Linked DNA regions of Homo sapiens: region 2 is linked to region 1. Evidence: read pairs that join two places in POLR2A ChIA-PET (ENCODE). Cell type or tissue: MCF 10A. All regions are shown on one strand.

The links. Peaks named below come from ENCODE experiments on the same cell type or tissue, not always from the same donor. Only the 100,000 strongest peaks of a DNase experiment are listed, where the experiment ranks them.
Region 2: POLR2A ChIA-PET joins it to region 1 with 14 read pairs; 3 of 35 experiments call an interaction of 5 or more read pairs at or near these places.

What each region holds. Positions count from the first base shown.
Region 1 is chr7:20,406,276-20,410,275 of GRCh38, reverse strand. ITGB8 (integrin subunit beta 8) reads right to left here. Exons shown (of 14, transcript NM_002214.3): 13 at 498-661; 14 at 1-401. The coding sequence ends at 279. Among named protein-coding and RNA genes, the nearest start is that of ITGB8-AS1, 77 kb to the right of the region's middle. In MCF 10A, no CTCF peak of the experiment used is centred here; DNase peaks (open chromatin) are centred at 1,545 and 2,265.
Region 2 is chr7:20,540,473-20,544,472 of GRCh38, reverse strand. No RefSeq gene overlaps it. Among named protein-coding and RNA genes, the nearest start is that of ABCB5, 73 kb to the left of the region's middle. In MCF 10A, no CTCF peak of the experiment used is centred here; DNase peaks (open chromatin) are centred at 1,682 and 2,332.

The DNA.
Region 1 (4,000 bases):
TCTACATTCTATGCTGATCTAAATAAGTTATATATTACAGTAAAGTGCTACAACGACACTAGTCTCAAACAGTAGTAAGACACATTTTTCTCTGAAAAAGTCAGCAGCTATGTGAGTCACATCATGATGAGGATACTTGTCAGTCTTCGTTCGAGTGTACAACCAGCAACTGGCATGACCGTGAGCAATTTGTCTCCTCCTGTGACTTTTAAAATTATAATCTTTAGGAGCAATTATTAACAATTCCAGTTTCCCATTAAGTGTTTAAAAATCTTTTTTTAGAAGTTGCACCTGAAAGTTTCATGAGCATTTAATTTGCTGATATCCATTTTTATTTCTTCAGGCTTCTCACGTCGGTAGGTGACTGCTCTTGTGCAAACACTTTGCAGAATCAACTTATCCTTAATAGAGAAGAAATATTATTATTAACTAAGGGCCTAAATATTGTAACTAGGCAATAACATACTGTTAGCAGTTCTTTTTTAGAATTCACTGACCTTTTTTGAGGCTGACACTCTGTAATCTGATGAGGACTTAATTTTATTACTATTCCATTGTAGTATCACCTGTCTAATGATCAGGACTTTAAGCAACCCAATCAAGAATGTAACTATGAAAATGATGAAAAATATTCTCAAGTAGCTTGGGCTGGAGAAACATTCTGTAATGAAGCAAACAAATAAATGGATTAAAAATTGGAATAAGTAAATCAAAGAGTCTATCAAGTAAATAATGTTCACACTTCAATTAATAGTGCCAAAGATATTTGCAAATCTCCATTTTCAAATCGGGATTGAAATTACCTTTGATTCAAAACAAAAAGCTCTCTAATTTTTCTTGCGCGTTTACTATGAAAATATTTTCAATAGAAAACCCTCCTTTGGGAAATAGCCATGATTAAGGTATTCAATCACATTATTCCATTGCAGCTTGATTCTTTAATTGTATTAACTGGAATATGTCCATGTCCCATAACCAAGCATAATTTGATCCAAGACAGAAAGAGGACTAGTTTTTGTGGTACGTACTGTTGATCACTAAATGGAAAAGAGGATTTTAAAAAATTATTGAGCAGTTCTGGGCCTTAGGATATGTTTCTCTTGTTATGCTTGGTCTTCATTTGTTCCATGCCAGTAATGGAAAATAAAGTAAACATCTGCAGAAGCTAAAATCAAAACTACTCCAATAGGTGAATAAATATTTCTTCAGAAATTGAAGTGTAAATTTTCATTCTTATTATACACGGCTTCTCCAGGAAATAGGAGTGTCCAATTTGGGACAACATGAAAATATCATTCTTCATTTTCATTAATTTACTTTTTACTAGTCTGTTAACTACACCTATTCCATTTGCCTCTAAACATGCACTGTGTATTTTAAGAATAAATAATGCTTAGGACAAATAATTACTAGCTGGAAAAAGAAATGTTGTGTTAAGAGGAGGGGCATGCTGGATCTCATTTTAGCACCAGATCTTTGGCACACCCTCACAGCCAAAGATCTGGTGCTTGAAAGTCTACAGGCTCTGTTGTTGCCAGAGGCATTACCCTAATCTAACAGGAAGATGGTTGCACAATAGGCAAGTAGTCCATGGAACTCACCAGCTGCCCCAGATTCATAAAATTACTTTGTGGCTAAAGTGGCATGTGTTCCCCTCCCTACTCTCCAGAGTTTGGGAACCTCATCCAAAGTTCCAAGGTGTCCCTGAGAGGGCCACTACGGAGGTGACCTGCCAAGGCTTAGCATAGTGGACCGCCCAACCAATCCTGGGTGATTTGGGTCAGAATTTCCAGTGAGGACTAAGTATGTTTTTGAATAAGGCCAAGCTCAGTGATAAGGGAAAGGGTTCCTCTCAAGTGGGAAGACTTAATTAAGCCTATTTTTTTTTTTTTTTTTTTGTGATAAGGTACTTTGAAAGAAAGGTCAAAGGCTATCCCAGTGCTACAACTGGAATGGAAACACCAAATGCCAGTGCAGGTCTCTGTTGCTACAGGTCTCACAGAGAGAGAATCCAAAATATTCTGCTCAAAATTGGTGTCTTTTGAGGCCTCCACAGTGACTTCGGGCTCATAACATACATGCCTTTTGTTCTGACAGACTGTCATTTCCTCTGGTTGATTTAGGACTACTCAATCAGCTAAGGCAGATCATCAGAGGGGGCACGTGGCTTGATCCCACTTACTGGCTTCTCGCCTGGTGGGAGCTCAGCCAGAGAGACTGAAAGAACAGCCTTTAAGTGCAACTGAGTGGATAGATAATAGAGGTGCCTAACAAATGCCCTTTCCCTCTCCTTGCACAATAGTTGTGAAGGGAGGGGCAGCCCCTAGCTACTGACACATTTTAGAAATATTTCTAATAGGTTAGAACAGAGGGCATTTTCAGAGCTCAAATCTGCATGCATATTTAAATGCTATGAGTGGTCAAACATTCATGCCTAGCCCATGCTTTCCTTAGTTTAGGTCAGGCCGGGGCTTTTCCTAAGGAGCTTTAAGAGAATACTTTTTGTAACAACACTTAAGTCAAAGTAGTGTTTACTTAACATAATAAATGACATGTTGATAGTAAGGCCCTATTTATTAGAAAGGCACTTGGCTTTCTGGAGTGATTGCCGCAGCTCCAGCTGGCAGCACATGGGGCTTTTTTCAGAGCCAAGTTCATTATGGGGTAAGATCAGTGTGGATGTGAGGGAAAAAGGAAACAAAACTCTGGAGAAAGTTTACTCTTTTGTGCAGTCTCTCTAAGAGCTGGGATTTTTCTTACAGGTGGGAGAGACTTGAAATAATAGTTGCAATGGGAATGTTTAATAAAGATATAATTTCAAGGTTAGTTTCTAATGCCCGTGGAGTTCCACACCTTACCCCTGTGCAAAGTAAGGTTCTGGGTTCTAAATAACTTTTGTTTTGTTTTGCTTTTGTTGTTTTTTTTTTTTAAACAGCTTTATTAAGTATCATTGATATACAAAAACTGCACATATTAATGTATACAATATAATGAGTTTGCGATTCAGTTTTTTAAATCTCCCAGAGATGAGTATGCTTGCTATGGTGTGGCTGAGTGGTTAGTTTTCCCCTCTCATCTACACAGCTGAATTCCCATGCAACGTACTTCCATGGAAAGGCATCCAAATAAATTGGCTGTCAAGGCCTCAGTGAACCAGAAATATGAGTTCCCCATGTAAACTCATTTCAGTAACAGATAAAATCTGTGGAGCCATAATTTTCCTTCATAATCCAAACTTGCTTCTAGTTCTGAACTTCCTCATGTCTAATCAATATTTGCTTTCATGTTTCAGGTGAAGCCAAAAAAATCCTAAGTAATGATGATCTGCTTTTACAAAATATGTAACTTCAAAAGGGCCATTCCTTCCTAGTACTTTTCATTTTGATAAAAATATAGCTTAAGGATGAATGATTATAAATGTGACATAATGAAAAGTGTATGGAACTTTTAGTTTGAAGATCTTGATCTAAGACATGTATCTTAACATTACTAGTTAAGAGACAGCAGCCCTCATACAAAATTTCCCTGAGCCTCAGTTTCCCCATCTATAACATGGAGATTATACCAATCTCAAAGAGTTGTATGACATTAAGTGAGCCAGTGAACATGAAGGAAGTATCTAAGGTAGAAGATGACACAAAAACACACATTTATTATTGTTATAAAGAATAAAGCAATGTTTCATAATTTAAAAATAAAGCCCTCAGTCCTCTTTTTTTTTTTTTTAAATGGGGTTCCTCTCTTGTTGCCCAGGCTGCAATGCAATGGCATGATCTCAGCTCATTGCAACCTCCGCCTCCCGGATTCAAGGGATTCTCCTGCCTATGCCTCCTGAGTAGGTGGGACTACAGGTGCCCGCCACTGCGCCTGGCCAATTTTGTATTTTTAGTAGAGACGGGGTTTCACCACGTTGGCCAGGCTGATCTGGAACTCCTGACCTCAGGTGATCCACCCGCCTTGGCCTCCCAAAATGCTGGGATTACAGGTGTGAGCCACCACA
Region 2 (4,000 bases), 130 kb before region 1:
TTTATTTTCTTTTTGCACTTGAAAGCTTCAGAATTTAAGCTGCTTTGTAATTACCAATGGCAAAATATTTTCAAGTCAAATTGCTGGGACTTTGTTTGTTTGTTTGTTTCTTATTATTTTTCAAAATATTTCTTTTTTGTTTTTTTATTATTTTGCTGGGACTTTAATAATGTTGTGATATTTTGGCTTCTGTGATATCTTAACGGTTATGTTTTTAGCAATATAGTTCTGAGTGTTTTCCTATTTAAATGCTTTAAAAATTATTACTTTGAATACTGTTTCATTTCTAAACTCAAAATATGGTACAAGCCTATCACCAGTGCACTCATTTCATGTTGCAAAAATCCTTGAAAGACTTGCTTTGTATGCTAAGGGAAGAGCCCAGATTCCTCATATCTCTGAATGATGATCTTCGGGGTTCAATCTTGCCCAAATCTCCATAACTGTTTTCTCACCCCTTGGCACCCCAAAACTTTCTTTAAGTATTGAAACCTGGAGTTCCTATTCTATGTCCCCTATCCTCTGGGGAACTACCATTCTATTCTATGGAATTCTATTTCTCTTCCCTCTCTTTATTTATCCTTAAATTTAAATTGAATTTCCATCTTTACATCCATAAGCAAAACCCATTTACTCATATGGCATGTCATGCAGAATTAGGAATTCCATGAACAGATTACATAATGAAAAAAGATTAAGAGAGAAAATGTTCCATGGTGCCTCAGGCCAATCTTAATGAAGCCATAAATATTTTCCACTTTTAGCTGCTTTTTTCAACATCTTCCTGGCTAAAAATCTTCCTAGCATCACCATATTTGAGCAATGCTGTAGTCAAACTGAATACCCAACTGGGACCCTACGTAGTGTACACTTAACCTCTGAATGTAAGCTTTGAGTATTGCAGCACATCTGAAACATAGCTTGGGAGGGAAGAGGAAGATGAAAAGGGAGAGAATGGAGGCTTGGTGAGGTAGTGGGGACCCAAAGACAAATGCCTTCACATTCCATGGTATGGGGGTAAAAAAAAAAAAGTGTAAGTGCCAAAAGGAGAAACTTCCTAATTTCTATCGCAGTTATAGAGAAAGTCAATATTGTTGGATAGAACAAATGACATAACAACTGAACTAAACCTAACTATTAGATGATCAAAACCAGTTATTTTCAAAGTTGATGCATATATAAATCATTTGGGATTCTTATTACAATACAGGTTCTGATTTAATGGGTCTAGGATAGAGCCTGAGATGCTGCATTTTTAACAGGCTCCAAGGTGATGCTGCTGCTGCTGCTGGATTATAGTCTACACTTGGCATAGTGAGGCTTTAGAATACCCTCTTTTTTGTGTGTGTGTAAAATACATTTTATATGAAGGTCTTATATGAAAAATTAAAATATTTAATATAACTTCTAATATATACACTCTGACCCCTTGTGTGTAGATTAAAAACAAAAAAGCAACACGATGAAGAATCATCCAATTAAGCATGCATTTTTTAGGATTAAATTTAGATGACAAGAATCCAAAACAAAGCAATTAGATCTGAAATTCTGAGACTATTACCTTACATTTGTATCAAGGAAAACAGTCACAGCACATATTCTATTAATACATAATTTGGATTTCACAAGAAGAGGATCTGAATCATCTGTTCTCTTATGCTGTGCTGCCAAGGCTCATAAAAGCTCTCCAGCAGGCGAGCCTGTGTGTCCTGTCACACCATGGCCTTCCACCAACACAAGTGTTTGTCCTCTAGAAACTTTTAAGTTAAGCCCTGCAAAATTTGCACTTTTTGTCTTTCTAGGTTTGCAATGTTGATATTCCTGAGTCTGATGTTTCTTTCACATTTTATTTGGCAAAACTAAATGATAATATGTATTTGCATATATATTTACATAGTTCCATACACATATTTATTTACATTTATATACTACTTTAAGTTGTTTTCCATATACTCTCCTGTAATCTTCTCAATGATTTTGTGAGTTTAGCTATTTTCTCCATGTTACTAGTAAAAAAACCAAGGCTTGAGGATGTCAGAAAACATACCCAGGATTTAATAAGTGGCAAAATCAACACTCAAATCTAGGTCTTTGGGTGAAAATAATCTCAGTTTCTTTCCACCAGGTCTTACTTATTTTCATCACAAAGAACATATGTAGAGGTGATGTTATTGTGAAACCAAGAGGATAATTGCTAAGATAGCTTAAATAAAGACTGCAGAGAAAGAACAAAGAGACATCTTTCCAAATACTGTGACAAAGTCAAATCTAGAATCCAGTTGCATGGCTGAAAGGGATATGTTAGCTCTGATTAAATAACAAGTTTTGACATGTAGCAGATGACAGACAACAGGAAGAGGCCCAGAGCATGTAAGTGCGCAGACTTCCAGTCATTTTCAATAAATGACTGTGTCAGTGGAACATCAGTAACCCACGACTTCCTTTAAAGTTCACTCTCTTAAAAATAAAAAAATAGGGACAATTTTTAAAAATTTAATTATATTTTATTTTAAATTCTGGGATACACGTGCAGGATGTAGAGGTTTTTACATAGGTAAACGTGTGCCATGGTAGTTTGCTGCGCCTATCAACCCATCACCTAGGTATTAAGCCCCATACACATTAGCTATTTATTCTGATACTCTACTTCCCCCTGCCCCCTTGACAGGCCCCAATGTGTGTTGTTCCCCTTTCTGTGTCCTTGTGTTCTCATTGTTCAGCTCTGACTTATAAGTGAGAGCATATGGTGTTTGATTTTCTGTTACTGTGTATGTTTGCTGAGGATGATGGCTTCCAGCTCCATCCATGTCCCTGCAAAAGACATGATCTTATTCCTTTTTATGGCTGCGTAGTATTCCATGGTATGTATGTACCACATTTTCTTTATCCAGTCTATCATTGATGGGTATTTGGGTTGATTCTGTTTCTTTGCTATTGTGAGTAGTGCTGCAATGAACATATATGTGCATGTATCTTTATAACAGAATGATTTGTATTCCTTTGGGTATATACCCAGTAATGGGATTGCTGGGTCAAATTGTATTTCTGTTTCTAGGTTTTTGAGGAATTGCCACACTGTCCTCCACAATGGTTGAACTAATTTACATTCCTACCAACAGTGTAAAAGTGCTTCTGTTTTTCCACAGCCTCACTAGCATCTGTTGTTTCTTGACTTTTTAATAATTGCCATCCTAACTGGTGTGAGATGGTATCTCATTGTGGTTTTGATTTGCATTTCTCTAATGATCAATGATGTTGAGCTTTTTTTCATATGTTTGTTGGCCACATAAATGTCTTCTTTTGAGAAGTGTCTGTTCATGTCCTTTGCCCACTTTTTAATGGGGTTGTTTTTTTTTTTCTTGTACATTTGTTTAAGTTCCTTGTAGATTCTGGATATTAGACCTTTGTCAGATGGATAGTTTGCAAAAATTTTTTCCCATTCTGTAGGTTCTTTGTTCACTCTGATGATAGTGTTTTTTGCTGCGCAGAAGCTCTTTAGTTTAATTAGATCCCATTTGTCAATTTTTGCTTTTGTTCCCATTGCTTTTGATGTTTTCATCATGAAATCTTTGGCCGTGCCTATGTCCTGAATGATACTGCCTAGCTTTTCTTCTAGGGTTTTTATAGTTTTGGGTTTTACATTTAAGTCTTTAATCCATCTTGAGTTAGTTTTTGTATAAGGTGTAAGGAAAAGGTCCAGTTTCAATTTTCTGCATATGGCTAGCCAGTTTTCCCAGAACCATCTATTAAATAGGGAATCCTTTCCCCATTGCTTTTTTTTGGTCAGGTTTGTCGAAGATCAGATGGTTGTAGATGTGCGGTCTTATTTCTGAGGTGTCTATTATGTTCAATTGGTCTATGTGTCTGTTTTTGTACCAGTACCTTGCTGTTTTGGTTACTGTAGCCTTGTAGTATTGTTTGAAGTTGGGTAGTGTGATGGTTCCAGCTTTGTTCTTTTTGCTTAGGACTGTCTTGGCTATATGGGCTCTTTTTTGCTTCC